Regions from separate parts of the Homo sapiens genome. Here region 1 is linked to region 2. A link is an interaction called in ENCODE POLR2A ChIA-PET data of the cell type or tissue named here. Cell type or tissue: PC-3. All regions are shown on one strand. Links, peaks and the distances in the headings refer to the core of each region. The heading gives the core; the rest is flanking DNA.

Region 1 (8,811 bases), core at 3,738-6,237, 470 kb after region 2:
CTATATTGTTGTAAGTTGGTGAGTTCAATGATATTCACTGGCCATATTTTTTTAAAGGTAAAATATTAGCAAGAAGAGGAAAAACGCCGGGCGCAGTAGCTCACGCCTAATCTCAACACTTTGGGAGGCCTAGGCGGGTGGATCACTTGAGGTCAGGAGTTCAAAACCAGCCTGACCAACATGGCAAAACCCCATCTCCACTAAAAATACAAAATTAGCCAGATATGGTGGTGCATGCCTGTAATCCCAGCTACTCAGGAGGCAATTGCTTGAACCCGGGAGGCGGAGGTTACTGTGAGCCGAGATTGTGCATTGTACTCCAGTCTGTCCAGTCTGGACAACAAGAGCGAATCTCCGTCTCAAAAAGAAAAAAAAAGAAGAGGAAAAACAGGACTGCTTTAGGCAAAAAAGTCCATATTCTTTTATATCCTCCAATGGTAAAGCTGGACCCTCATCTTGTTTATAAAAAGGTTCCTGCTAGAGTAAGGTAGCACCAAGACAGAGTGGTGCTAGCATAAAGATAGACATTCAGATGAAGGGAATGGAATTGAGACCCTGAAAGAAATTCACACATCTTTGGTCAACTGATTTTGAACAACGGTGTCAAGAAGATTCAATGGGGAAAGAACAGTCTTGTCAACAAATTGTGCTGGGACAACTGGATAGCCACATGCAAAACAATGATGTTGAACCTTTACCTCACACCATACATAACAATTAACTCAACCAGGAGGATGGCTTCACCAGTACACAGGCCTAAATCACAAATGGGAAGTAACCAAGAAAGGATAAGGCGTTTCTTTTTGGAGTGGTGAAAACATTCTGGAATCAGTCATGAGGGTTGAAGAACCCTGTGAATATACTAACACTCACTGAATTGTATTTTTTTTTTTTTTTTTTTGAGACAGAGTGTCTCTGTCACTCAGACTTGAGTACAGTGGCACACTCTCGGCTCATTATTACCTCTGCCTCCCGGGGTTCAAGCAATTATCCTACCTCAGCCTCCCTAGTAGCTGGAATCAAAGACACGCACCACTACACCTGGCTAATTTTTGTATTTTTAATAGAGATGTGGTTTCACCACATTAGCCAGGCTGGTCTCAAACTCCTGATCTCAAGTGATCCTCCCACCTCGGCCTCCCAGAGGGCTGGGATTACAGGTATCAGCCACCACACCCACCCCTAAATTGTATACTTTTTTTTTTTTTTTTTTTGAGATGGAGTTTCGTTCTGTCACCCAGGCTGGAGTGCAGTGGCACGATCTTGGCTCACAGCAACCTCTGCCTCCCAGGTTCAAGTGATTCTCCTGCTTTCTGCCTCCCGAGTAGCTAGGATTATAGGTGCCCACCACCACACCCAGGTAATTTTTTGTATTTTTAGTAGAGATGGGGTTTCACCATGTTGGCCAGGCTGGTCTCCAACTCCTAACCTTAGGTGATCCACCTGCCTCGGCCTCCCAAAGTGCTGGGATTACAGGCCATGAGCCACCATGCCCAGCCAATTGTATACTTTTTGTTTGTTTATTTTTTTACCCAATAGTAAATAACCAACCAATGAATTGTATACTATTTATTTTATTTTACTTTTTTTTTTTGAGAAGGAGTCTCGCTCTGTTGCCCAGGCTGGAGTGCAGTGGCACGATCTCGGCTCACTCCAACCTCCGCCTCTCGGGTTCAAGCAATTCTCCTGCCTCAGTCTCCTGAATAGCTGGGATTACAGGAATCTGCCACTACGCCCAGCTAATTTTTTTGTATTTTTAGTAGAGACGGTTTCACCATGTTGGCCAGGCTGGTCTCAAACTCCTGACCTCAGGTGATCTAACCACCTCAGCCTCCCAAAGTGCTGGGATTACAGGTGTGAGCCACCTGGCCCGGCCACACCCTTCTTTTTTTAAAGACAGGATTTTGCTCTGTCACCAAGACTGGAGTGCAGTGATGTGATTATAGCTCACTGTAGCTTTGAATTCCTGGGCTCAAGCGAACCTCCCGCCTCAGCCTCCTCAGTAGCTGGGATGATAGGGGCACATCACCATGCGCAGACTTACTTCTACCCCTATGCCAAACACAGCAAAGAACTGAAGTGAGGCCAAGGACAAAGGTAGCTACTTGGACCTGCCCAGGCCAGTCTTCTGACTCTAATAAACCACAGTTTACCAGACTGCAGTACACCACCAAGTTTGTAACCAAAGCCCCAGATGGAAATTAAGAGTCTCTTTCACTGGGCCTGTCTGTGCTCCTATTTTTCTCCAAAACCTCACAGAAGGCATCAGGGAGGGCAGGACTGGCAGATTCAGAAGACTGTGTCAGCTGGGCGTGGTAGCTCATGCATGTAATCCCAGCACCCTGGGAGGCTGAGGCGGACAGATCATGTGACGCCAGGAGTTCCAGACCAGCCTGGCCAACATGGTGAAACCCGTCTCTACTAAAAATACAAAAATTAGCCGGGCATGGTGGCAGGCGCCTGTAAACCCAGCTACTCAGGAGGCAGAGGTTGCAGTGAGCCAAGATCGTGCCACTGCACTCCAGCCTGGGAGACAGAATGAGACTCCACCTCAAAAATAAATAAACAGGCCTGGCACGGTGGCGCACGCCTGTAATCCCAGCCTGTAATCCCAGCACTTTGGGAGGCCGAGGCAGGCGGATCACCTGAGGTCGGGAATTCCAGACCAGCAACATGGAGAAACCCCATCTCTACTAAAAATACAAAATTAGCCAGGCGCGGTGGCGCATGCCTGTAATCCCAGCTACTCGGGAGGCTGAGGCAGGAGAATCACTTGAACCCGGGAGCCAGAGTTTGCGGTGAGCTGAGATCGCCCCAAGCCAAGTTCGCGCCACTGCATTCCAGCCTGGGCAACAAGGGCAAAACTCCATCTCAAATAAATAAATAAATAAAAATAAGGAGCCTGTGTCCTTGCCATTTTTGTCCTCTCAACACCACCATCCATAGCTAGAGTTACTATTTGTTGAGGGCTTATTATAAACTAAGCAGTTCACACAAACGATGTCTGAGGCTCATAAGACACCTACGAAGTATGTATTATTATTTCCATTTTACAAATTAAGAAACTGAAACTCAAAGAGGTTAAGTAACTTGTAACTGCCTCACAAGCAGTGTCTTAAACTCCCAAATCTCCAACTGCCTACTGACCATTTCCCTTAAGAGAATGTTGTGGAGATTAGATGCAAGTGTACATAATGTGCTTAGCACACAATTGATGCATAGTAGTTCCTCAATAAAAATGTTAATCATTAGGCGGAGCACAGTGGCTTACGCCTGTAATCCCAGCAGTTTGCGTGGCTGAGGTGGGCAGATCACTTGAGGCCAGGAGTTCAAGACCAGCATGGCCAACATGGAGAAATCCTGTCTCTACTAAAAATACAAAAAATTAGGCCAGGCACAGTAGTTCACACCTGTAATCCCAGCACTTTGAGAGGCCGAGGTAGGCGGATCACCTGAGGTCAGAAGTTCGAGACCAGCCTGGCGAACATGGTGAAACCTGGTCTCTACTAAAAATACAAAAATTAGCCGGGTGTGGTGGCACGCGCCTGCAGTCCCAGCTACTCGGGAGGCTGAGGCGGGAGAATTGCTTGCTGGGATTACAGGCGCCTGCCACCACACCCAGCTAATTTTTGTATTTTTAGTAGAGATGGGGTTTCGCCATGTTGGCCAGGCTGGTCTCGAACTCCTGACCTTAGGTGATCCTCCCACCTCAGTCTCCCAAAGTGCTGGGATTACAGGCGTAAGCCACTGTGCCCAGTCGAGAGAAATACTTTTTCTAAAGGCCTCCTCAGTAAACTTCTACTTATATCTCAGTGGCCAGAATTCTACCACAAAAAAACTCCCTCTCAAAAAAAAAAAAAAAAAAAGGAAAAAGAAAAGGCATTTTTCTCAGAATAAAAGGAAAAAAAATAGAGGAGGGGACTCAAACTCAGCTGACACTAACCTTTTTTTATGAGATGGAGTTTCGCTCTTGTTGCCCAGGCTGGAATGCAATGGCGCGATGTCGGCTCAAGGCAGCCTCCGCCTCCCGGGTTCAAGCGATTCTCCTGCCTCAGCCTCCCGAGTAGCTGGGATTACAGGCATGTGCCACCACGCCCCGCTAATTTTGTATTTTTAGTAGAGACGGGGTTTCTCCATGTTGGTCAGGCTGATCTCGAACTCCCGACCTCACATGATCCACCCGCCCCAGCCTACCAAAGTGCTGGGATTACAGGCGTGAGCCACTGGACCTGGCCGACACTAACCTTTTATACTCTGCCCTACAAGCTGCCCCTTCTTCTTTTCTGAAGATATGGGGCAGCAGTATCGTAACTATGAAGAGCCACATACCAATAATGGCAGAGCAGGAAAACAGCAAAGCCCTGAACTGTCCAGGTCTGGACTTCTTGTTACATGAGAAAAACTAAATTCCTATTGTTTAAGCCATTTGTAGTTTGGTTGCTGAATGCAATCCCTAACAAACACAGGCTCCACCCCATTCTAAAAGATAACCTGGGCTGCAAAGGGATATTTTGGATCACCTAAGCCATGCCTACATAACAAGAGTACAGCCTCAGAACCACAGTATGACCAAGGAACACAGCACCTCAACAGTGAACTTTTTTCAAGGGACCAAAACCTACAGGGAAGCAACACAAAAAGCACAAGCTTGTTTATCTAACACTCTCCAAAGGACAGGGTGTTCTAACCAAACAACCTTAGTACCCTCAGTGTAAGTTAATAAACTGCTAACTGGTTTATCAACCAGGTTCTTGTGGAGTTGATCCAATGGTATGTTGTTCTTTAAGCACCAACTTTCACTATAATTACTTAATTGTTTACTTTCTCCTCTAGACTATAGGCTCTGTGAGAGCAGGGACCATATCTACCCCATTCACTACTCAGAATGCAGCCCTAAGCATAGTGCCTAGTACAAAGTTAGCTGTGAATAAATATTTGGCAAAGAATTCACTGAATCAATAGATGACACACACAAAAAAATCCCCCAGTGACTAACTCTGGTGAAGTGATAAAATCCAAAGGGTGGGACTGGGAGCAGTGGCTCACGCCCGTAATCCCAGCATTTGGGGAGGTTGAGGTGCACGGATCACCTGAGGTCAGGAGTTCGAGACCAGCCTGGCCAACATGGTGAAACCCTGTCTCTACTAAAAATACAAAAATTAGCTGGGCATGGGGGCACGCGCCTGTAATCTCAGTTGCTTGGGTGGCTAAGGTGTGAGAATTGCTGGAACCCAGGAGGTAGACGTCACAGTGAGCTGAGATTGTGCCACTGCACTCAAAAATATAATAATAAAAATAAAAATTCAAGGGGTGGGGGAGGTGTGAGAAGCTCCCAAAGCTGGTCTAGCCCAAGTACTGTGATGTCCATCAAGAATAAGCCACATTAGGAACCAGCTCAAAGAGGCTGTTGGTTTCTCTCTCTTGTCTCTTTGGTACACAGCACATCTGATTCATTCTTTTTTTTCTTAAGACGGAGTCTTGCTCTGTAATCCAGGCTGGAGCACAGTGGCACGATCTCAGCTTGCTGCAACCTCCACCTCCCGGGTTCAAGCGATTCTCCTGCCTCAGCATCCCAAGTAGCTGGGACTACAGGCATGCGCCATCACACCCAGCTAATTTTTTATTTTTAGTAGAGATGGGGTTTCACCATGTTGGCCAGGCTGGTCTCAAACTCCTAACCTCAGGTAATCCGCCTGCCTCAGCCTCCCAAAGTGATGGGATTACAGGCGTGAGCCATCGCGCCCAGCACTGATTCATTCTTTAACCCGAGAGCCATTCACTTTACCTTGTCCTTGTCCATGACAACACTGGCCACAGGTCCAAATGCTAGGAAGTACTCAGAGAGCTGAGCAGAATCCACATCCCTGGGAAAGCCACTGACAAACACACTTCGAAGTCCCTGGGCCTTTCTCGCAGCTCGTAGTTCTACCAGGTGCCGGTGCTTTCTGCCTCCCAAGTGGGCATCAAGGCTGGGTCCTGCAAAGACAAGTGTGAGACAAAAACATGCAAAGCACTCTTCGACGTGTCTGCCTTTGCTCTCTGCATACCTAAATCTTACTGATCCTTCCAAGCCACAGAAACTGTGACCTTTGAATAAACAAAGTCCTGGCTCCTTTCACCTTCCTCTCTTATACATTTGTCTAAATAGTACATTCTTTTTTTTTTAATTTATTTTTTTTAAACAGAGTCTCACTGTCGCCCCCGCTGGAGTTCAGTGGCGCAGTCTCCACTCACTGCAACGTCTGCCTCCCAGGTTCAAGAAATTCTCCTGCCTCAGCCTCGTGAGTAGGTGGGACTACAGGCGTGTGTCACCACACCCGGCTAATTTTTGTATTTTTAGTAGAGACGAGGGTTCCCAGGAGAACTGGCTACACTACAAGTATTTTGTTTATTTTTACTTAAAGAACAGTGTGATAGTAAAGTATTTCTTAAACCACCTATTTGTGCTAGGTAGAGTTGGAAACAAATTAACAGGTAACTTATCCAGGTCATCTACACAAGAACTAAAAAAATTTGGATCATGGAATACTTTGTGGATCATCTTTGGACATGGTATAATATAGTGATGTCAAAGGCAGGATCTGAAATTACATTGCCCAAGTTCAAATCCCAGCTCTGTCAACCTGTGTGAGACCTTGGTCAAGTTATGAAGCCTCACTGTGCATCAACTTCCTCAGATATAAAATGGAAATATCAGTATCTAGCACCTCACACACAGGTATTATTCAGATATATCACTTGGCAGAGAGAGTCTGGTACACGGTAAATGTTGAAAAACTAACCGTTGCTATTATTTTATTGAGTTAGCTGCTTGATGTCACCAAAGTAAATGTGGGGCCAAAGAAGACTCCTAGGTTTCTGGCTTGGCTTACTGGATGAACAGTGATAGTGCCATTCACAGTGAAAAGGAAGAATGGAAGTAAACCCTGTTTAGGGAACACTGTGATTCCAGACTTCAAAAGTAGGGCTGGGCACATTGGCTCACGCCTGTAATCCCAGCACTTTGGGAGGCCAAGATGGGAAGATCGCTTGAGGCCAGGAATTGGAGACCAGCCTAGGCAACATGGTGAAAACCCATCTCTACAAAAAACTAAAAAATTTGCCAAGTAGGCCGGGCGCGGTGGCTCAGGCCTGTAATCCCGGCACTTTGGGAGGCCGAGGCGGGCGGGTCACGAGGTCAGGAGATCGAGACCATCCTGACTAACATGGTGAAACCTCGTCTCTACTAAAAAATACAAAAAATTAGCCGGGCGTGGTGGCGGGTGCCTGTAGTCCCGGCTACACGGGAGGCTGAGGCAGGAGAATGGGGTGAACCCAGGAGGTGGAGCTTGCAGTGAGCCAAGATCGTGCCACTGCACTCCAGCCTGGGTGACAGAGTGAGACTCTGTCTCAAAAAAAAAAAAAAAAGAAAAAAGAAATTAGCCAAGTATGGTGGTGCACACCTGTAGACTCAACTACTTGGGAGGCTAGCCAGGGGTATGGTTTGAGCCCGGGAGGTTGAGGCTGCAGTGAGCCAAGATCACACCACCGCACTGCAGCCTGGGTGACAGAGCAAGACCTTGTCTCAAAAAAAAAAAAAAAGTGGAATTTGAAGTTACAGTGAACCCCTTGTGTGTCATACAAGAACCTTGTCTATTTTTCCAAACCCATCTTCTGTCTCTTCCTCACTGGTACCTTATGGTCTAGTCATTCATGCCACACCTATTTCATCCATCCCCTCCTTTGAGTAGGTCCTCTGTAGGGCTTCTCTGATTTAGTTACTAATTCTCTGTGGTCCCACAGTTCTCCGAACATATCTATAAAGCATTGAAACTTTCTCATTCTCTAGACGGTGAGCTCCTTCATCTCTGAACCCCCCTCCCCCACCCTAAAGATCAGCAGAATACCAGGCACAGAGCATATGTCCAATAGATGATGGTTAAAGAAGTAATAAAACAATTAAACTTGCGTTGTGGAGATTTCATATACTGAGGAGTGTAATGTGGTGGAACTTTCCCGACTCTCCAAATCCCCTCGGACTTGCAGAGAAAAACGGAGGTGAGAGACCCTACCAATCAACTTGACAAGAACGACTGACTACCTATAACCCTAACTTTCGCCAGGATCAAAAGACGAAAGCCCGCAACCACCCCCGGGTCCCTCACTAGCCACCGCTTACGGTTGGCTGTAGTAACGTGGCAGAGGCAGCAGCGGAACCCCCCACGCGGCAGCGATTCGACATCCGAATCCACCGCCGCCATAGCGACTCTCCTGTACCGACAAAAACACAAGCACCTCTGCCACCACCGGAACCCACTTCGCCAAAGCTCAACGCGCTCGGAAGCAACTTCCGCCGATCCGATAGGAAGTGACATAAAGTCGTTCAATTGCGCGGACACACTCCTCCGGAAACCAAGCTCCTTCGACTCTGGGTTCCGTTTCTAGCCGCTGTCCAGTCCCCGCCCGTTTCAGGAAAAGCGGCGCGTTACGATGCTTATCTGCATGCGGTAAGCCGATTGGTGTGCTTTAAGCTGTTCAGACGTTGATTGGCCCAAAGCATCGTGAATATTCATGACAGCAGCCACAAAGGCCGGCGCCGGGTGGCATCTTGCGGCAGCTCCTTCACCCCGCAGTAGACACCCGTGCGTCTGTACCCTCGACCCTTATTTACCCGACGAATAAAGGCGGAGGATCGGCGGCTTCCAATTCTTTGCCCCACGGAGCCCAGGGCTGTCCCTGGACTTCCAACCTTTTCAGGGCTGTTACTCCCTCCCTCCGCCCCCTGTCCTCCCGCAAAACGGGTGTTCTGCGACGGCTTCTAGCCCTGGTTGG
Region 2 (7,056 bases), core at 3,809-6,308:
GGCTGTGTCTGAGGCGTCCTCCATAGTTTGATGCCATTAATAATTCCTCTAATTGGTAAATATTCCTCTAAACTATTAGCAACCCCATGCTAACTCCGTGAGTACTGACAACCTTCAGATTATCCGTGGCTTCCATTGTGCCTTAGAGAGAGAACACACTGGATTGCCCCCAGGTTAACTGGCTACTCATGACAATAATTCTTCATACTAAACCCTCAATAAAAGCCTCTGGCCAGGTGCAGTGGTTCACGCCTAAAATCCCAGCACTTTGGTGGGCCAAGGCAGGAGGATTACTTGAGGCCAGTAGTTTGAGACCAGCCTGGGCAACATGGTGAGACCACATCTCTACAAAAAAGTAAAATATTACCTGGGTGTGATAGCATGTGCCTGTAGTTCCAGCTACTTGGGAGGCTGAGGCAGAGGACTGCTTGAGCTCCAGAGGTTGAGGCTGCAGTGAGCTATGATAATGCCACTGCACTCCAGCCTGGGTGCCAGATTGAGATCCTCTCTCTGGAAAAAAAAAAGGGGCTGATTATCATTTTCCTCATGTGCTCTGCTTATGAAAGAGACTGAACAATAATATGCACACAAACATTCTAGTCTGATGAAATTTTATTCTTTACTGCAAGTTGATAAAAGGCACTCTTTTATTCTTTTTTATTTTTATTTTTATTTATTTATTTTTTTTTTGAGACGGAGTCTTGCTCTGTCGCCCAGGCTGGAGTGCAGTGGCACGATCTTGGCTCCCTGCAAGCTCCGCCTCCCAGGTTCACGCCATTCTCCTGCCTCAGCCTCCCGAGTAGCTGGGACTACAGGCGCCCGCCACTATTCCCGGCTAATTTTTTGTATTTTTAGTAGAGACAGAGTTTCACCGCGTTAGCCAGGATGGTCTCGATCTCCTGACCTCGTGATCCACCCGCCTCAGCCTCCCAAAGTGCTGGGATTACAGGCGTGAGCCACCGCGCCCGGCAAAAGGCACTCTTTTATTAACCTTCCGTCTGCACATTTTTTAGTTGGTGTAAATGAGCCTCTCAGCCATCACCATCATCACAGGGCAACAACTAACAAGAGGGAGCCTTTGAGACTTCAACACACAGGCCCTCAAATAAAACACAGCATGGGTGACTTCTGCTATCATCTATGGTGGAGGAACCGGTACAGAATTAGCCTTCCCACCATAAACTACAGAAAAACTAGACAAAAAATATGAGGCAACTCTTCCAGGCACTGGATCACAGGAAGAGAAAGAGTGTAATTCTGGAAAGAATGGGGTTTGAGACCAGCTTGGCCAACGTGGTGAAACCCTGCCTCTACTAAAAGTACAAAAATTAGTCCCGTGTGGTGGCGGGCACCTGCAATCCCAGCTGGGAGGCTGAGGCTGAGGCAGGGAGACTCCTTCTCAGAAAAATAAAAAAAAAGTCCTGTGGAGCTGAGGAGGTGAAAGATGCCAGACGCAAGAGCAGACGGTAGGCTACATTATTATAAGTATCATTATTATTATTATTATTATTATTATTATTTTGAGATGGAGTTTCACTCTGTCGCCCAGGCTGGAGTACAGTGGCGCGATCTCGACTCACTGCAACCTCCGCCTCCCAGGTTCAAGCAATTCTCCTGCCTCGGCCTCCTGAGTAGCTGGGATTACAGGCGCCTGCCACCATGCCCAGCTAATTTTTGTATTTTTAGTAGAGATGGGGTTTCACCATGTTGGCCAAGCTGGTCTTGAACTCGTGACCTCAGGTGATCCGCCCGCCTCGGCCTCCCAAAGTGCTGGGATTACAGGCGTGAGCCACTGCGCCCGGCCTATTATCATCATTATTATTATTATTATTATTATTATTATTATTATTATTATTATTATTATATTTTGAGACGGAGTCTCACTCTGTTCCCCAGGCTGGAGTGCAGTGGTGCAATCTCGGCTCACTGCAACCTCTGCCTCCTAGGTTCAAGTGATTCTCCTGCCTCAGCCTCCCAAGTAACTGGGACTACAGGCGCGCCCGCCACCACGCCCGGCTAATTTTTGTATTTTTAGTGGGGACCGGGTTTCGCTAAGTTGGCCAGGTTGGTCTCCAACTCCTGATCTCAGGTGATCCACCCTCCTAGGCCTCCCAAAGTGCTGGGATTACAGGCGTGAGCCACTGCGCCCGGCCATAAGCATTATTTTAAAAGCAAACTAAACTATAATGCTTAGGGATGCTGCTTGGATGGTAATGCAATAATATGATTACCATATTTTTAATTTAAGGAGGGCGGGTATCGGGAGGGCTCAGGAGGCCTCTGGGAGGCTATGGAGCTTTATTACTTGCCCTGGGAGGTGGTTTTTCAGGAATGTTTTTGATAAAGTAATAAGCTGCTTAACTGTTTTGTGCACTTTTTAAAAGATGTGTTCTATATTTCGCAATACAAATGGATTTTTTTTTTTTTATAAAAAGAAAACTTCATTCGGGATAAGCTGGGGGTGTCCGAGAGGAGCCAGGACCCACTCCCAGGCACATCACCATCTGCAGCCCGACCCCCTCCTCAGGCCGGGTGAGCGGCCTCGCGGGTCACCAGACTCCCAGAACGACGGCTGCAGGCCCCAGAGTCCACGAGGGTGGGTACAAATCCCCTGGGCACAAACAGCCCGGGATGGACACCATCCAGCTCTGCACCCCCTCTTCCCGCACTCCCCTGGCAAACTCAGTAGCCTCGGACCGTCTGCGCCTGCGCGGACGACTGGGCTGCGCATGCGCCCTCTGCCCCGCAGGAGCTGTAACAGTAGCTGAAGTTTAAAGAGAGGCTGACTGTGGGGTTGGGACTTCAGTCCTGTGTCCCTTGGACTGCATTGTAGGTTCCTAAAGGGGCAAATATGTTCAGTTCTAGAAATGTTCCTTTTTTTTCTTTTTTCTTTTCTTTCTTTTTTTTTTTTCCCGAGATGGAGTCTTGCTCTGTCGCCAGGCCGAAATGCAATGGCGCGATCTCGGCTCACTGCAACCTCCGCCTCCCGGGTTCAAGCCATTCTCCTGTCTCAGCCTCCCGAGTATGAGTATCTGGGATTACAGGCGCGCGCCACCACGCCCGGCTAATTTCTGTATTTTTAGTAGAGACGGGGTTTCACCATGTTGGCCAGGATGGTCTCAACCTCTTGACCTCATGATCTGCCCACCTCGGCCTCCCAAAGTGCTGGGATTACAGGCATGAGCCACCATGCCCGTCCCCCTTTTTTTTCTTTAGACGTATTCTCCCACTGTCACCCAGGATGGAGTGCCGTGGTGCAATCTCGGTTCACTGCAGCCTCCCCCTCCTGGGTTCAAGCGATTCTCCTGCCTCAGCCTCCTGACTAGCTGGAATTACAGGTGCGCCAACACACCTGGCTAATTTTTGTATTTTTAGTAGAGACTTTCGCCATGTTGGTCGGGCTGGTCTCGAACTCCTAGCCTCAAGTGATTTGACGGCCTTGGCCTCCCAGAGTGCTGGGATTACAGGCGTGAGCCACTGCACCCTGCCAGTTCTAGAAGTGTTCTAGCGCTGGGGTTAGCAGACCTCTAAAGGGTGAGATAGTAACTATTTTAGATTTTGTAGGCCAAGAGACAAAATCCAGGACATTTAAGAGAGAAAAACAAAATTGCCACAATGTTTTAAATTGATGAAATTAAAAATATTATAATAGAGTACATATATTTTTAGTATAGGCCTACTAATGAGAAGTATGGAATTCTTTTTTGGGAGTGGGATATTGAGGATAATATTTTCCTTAATAGCGGCTCAAAGTTAGTGTTCTCTAGCTCTAAAACACAAATTGATTGTAATGTTCATCTGTTAATACAGATTTACTGTGAGATTTTACCCACTTCATTTTTGAAATGTCCTTTACTGCCAAAAACTGGTATGGGGCCCCCAGCATATGACTTCAATTGATCATATTCATCGCCAGGATAGGAGGGAGGCATTTACAGAATTCTATTTGATTCTTCTCTTGATAGTTGCCTTTTTGCAGGTCATCATATTGCAGATTAATCACTGCCAATAGAAGGTTAGGTGGAAGTGCAGTAGGAAGTGGAACTCCAGAGGTGGGGCTTGGACACCAGACCTAATTGAGGACTAGTTAAAACAGGCGTGGGGCAAAAGCACCACCCCATAAGACACACCCACCAGCAAAGGACATGAACAGACACTTCTCAAAAGAAGACATACCTGTGGCCAAAAATCATGAAAAAAAGCTGAATATCACTGATCATTAGTGAAATGCAAATGAAAACCACGATGAGCCATTCTCACACCAGTCAGAATGGCTATTATTAAAAAGTGAAAAAATAACCGATGCTGGTGAGGTTGTGGAGAAAAAGGAACGTTTTTACACTGTTGGTGGGAGTGTAAATTAGTTCAACCATTGTGGAAGACAGTGTGGGTGTGGCAATTCCTCAAAGACCTAGAGACAGAATTACCATCTGACCCAGCAATCCCATTACTGGATATATACCCAAAGGAATATAAATCATTCTGTTACAAAGACACATGCACATGTATGTTCACTGCAGCACTTTTCACAACAGCAGACATGGAATCAACCTAAATGCTCATCAATAACAGACTAAAGAAAATGCAGTACATATACACCATGGAATACTCTGTAGCCATAAAAAGGAACAAGGTCATGTCCTTTGCAGGGACATGGATGGAGCTGGAGGCCATTATCCTTAGCAAACTAACGCAGGAACAGACAACCAAATACTGCATATTCTCACTTGTAAGTGGGAGCTAAATGATAAGAACACATAGACACATGGAGGGGAACAACTCACACTGGGGCCTACCAGAGGACGGTGGGTGGGAGGAGGGAAAGGATCAGGAAAAATATCTAATAGATATTAGGCTTAATTCCTGGGTAATGAAATAATCTGTACATCTGTATTAGTCTGTTTTCACACTGCTATAAAGAAATACCCAACACTGGGTAATTTATAAAGGAAAGAGTTCCACATGGCTTGGGAGGCCTCAAGAAACTTACAATCATGACAGAAAGTGAAGGGGAATCAAGTAGCTTCTTCACAAGGTGGCAGAAGACAGAAGAGCGAAGGAAGAACTTCCAAACACTTATAAAACCATTAGATCAGGTGAGAACTCACTCACTATCATGAGAACAACATGGGGGAAACCTCCCCCATGATCCAATCACCCCCCTTGCTCGACACAAGGGGATTACAAATCCCTCCCTCAATACAGGGGGATTACAATTCGAGATGAGACTTGGGTGGGGACACAGAGCCAAACTATATTAACAACAAAACCCCATGACACACATTTACCTATGTAACAAACCTGCACATCCTGCACATTTACTCATAAAATTAAAATAAAAAGACATGCCCACCAGTGTGCCATGCCCATTGCCATGGCAACACCCCAAAGTTCCTGCCCTTTTCCCTGGCAGCGAGACAACTGGGAAGTTACCACCTTATTTCTAGAAATTTCTGCATAATCTGCCCCTTAATTTGCATATAAACAAAAGTGGTTGTAAGTATGACCGCAGAACTGCCTCTGAGCTGCTACTCTGGGTGTACTGCTTATGGGGTAGCCCTGCTCTGCACACTGCTGCTTCAATAAAACCTCTGGCTGGCCCTTGATTTGTTTCCTAGGCAAAGCCAAGAACTCTCCCAGGCTAAGCCTGCCCTGCATTAGAAGCTCCTCAGTTGCACAGTTGACTGGAACTGTAGCTTAAATTTGAAAAATTATCTGCTGCGAATTTGTGTGGGAATGCAGATTTTGATTCTTGTTTTGACTTTTGACATCATAAGAAACATGTAAAGCAGTTTGACTTTACTTGTGATTCAAACAGTGTAGCCATCATAAAAATGACTTTACTGCAGTATAAGTTTTGCATATTAGTGCTGTTTTGACTGCTAATTTTAGGTTGAATTCATTAAGAAATATTACCAAGTCTATAGCAAAAGCTAATTTCCAAAGCCACTCAGTGTTCCTTAATAAGGGTTGAGGGCAGTTCCTATTCAGAAAAAATTCAGCTCTGAGCTTAAACAATCACAGTAAATCTTTACTACTGTGAATCCCTTGAACTGCTGCGTAATAGGGCAAGCAAAGAGATTCAGTTTCTATTTTGGACAAAAATTCATGGAGCTGAAGATGGCTATGGCACGAGAGTGAATTAAATTTCCTGTTGAAACTGCAGGTTCAATAACACATGACAGATTCAAATATTTTCAGGAAAGTATCTACTGATATACAATATGATGAATAATCATAGGTTTTTAACACCTTACACTGTCACAAGGTTTGTAAATTTGTCCAATTAACATTTATCTGCTCTATACATTTTTACTACCATCAATTGTAACACATCCTAGCAGATTCCACTACAGGTTATACTGAATTAGTGTTTCCTCAACTTCTATGAAAATATTCCCTCCTATAGTTATTCCATGCAGTCTATTCATAGAGGCTAACTCTGCAGTCATGCCAGCCTCAGCACTGACTCAAGTAAAAAACAACTGAGAAGTATCAGTAACATCTGTCAATTCATGAAGAGCCAAGAAAAACTACCTAAAATCACTTGACTTGTTTTTTTAATTAACAACTGTATTAGTTTCCCAGGGCTGCTATAACAAATTACCACAAACGTAGTGGCTTAAAAAGACATTCTTCTGGAGGCCGGAAGTCTGAATCATGGTGTTAGCAGGGTCACACTCCCTCTGGAGGCTGGGAGGCAGAATTCTTCTTTGCCTCTTTCAGCTTCTGGTGGTTGCTGGTTTCCTTGGCTTGTGGCCACATCACTCCAATCTTTGCCTCCATTTTCATATCATCTTCTCTTCTTGTCTATGTCTCCTACAAGAAAACTTGTCATTGGATTTAGGACTTACTGAGGTTATCCAGGATGATCTCATCTCATGATCCTTAACTTAATTACATCTGCAAGGGTCCTTTTTCCAAATAAGGTCGCATTCACAGTTTCCAGGGATTTGAAGTGGATGAATTTGACATGAATATATATTTTCGAGGGCTTCTCTTTGGCCCACCACAACTATTGATATTGCTCCCAATGTCCTCAACTCTCTGAGCAAC

The links. ChIA-PET counts read pairs that join two places held together with the same protein. Peaks named below come from ENCODE experiments on the same cell type or tissue, not always from the same donor. Only the 100,000 strongest peaks of a DNase experiment are listed, where the experiment ranks them.
Region 1: POLR2A ChIA-PET joins it to region 2 with 5 read pairs; 6 of 35 experiments call an interaction of 5 or more read pairs at or near these places.

The regions. Positions count from the first base shown.
Region 1 is chr11:62,583,246-62,592,056 of GRCh38, forward strand. It overlaps TUT1 (terminal uridylyl transferase 1, U6 snRNA-specific), which reads right to left and starts at 8,278. Exons shown (of 9, transcript NM_022830.3): 1 at 8,159-8,278; 2 at 5,786-5,976. The coding sequence starts at 8,240. RefSeq lists enhancers at 8,088-8,783, 8,200-8,429. In PC-3, for the core only: a CTCF peak has its summit at 6,204; a DNase peak (open chromatin) is centred at 4,956; H3K27ac peaks cover 1,261 bases.
Region 2 is chr11:62,109,925-62,116,980 of GRCh38, forward strand. LOC124902681 (a long non-coding RNA gene) reads right to left here. Exons shown (of 2, transcript XR_007062697.1): 2 at 6,544-6,819. Among named protein-coding and RNA genes, the nearest start is that of INCENP, 11 kb to the right of the region's middle. In PC-3, for the core only: no CTCF peak of the experiment used is centred there; no DNase peak of the experiment used is centred there.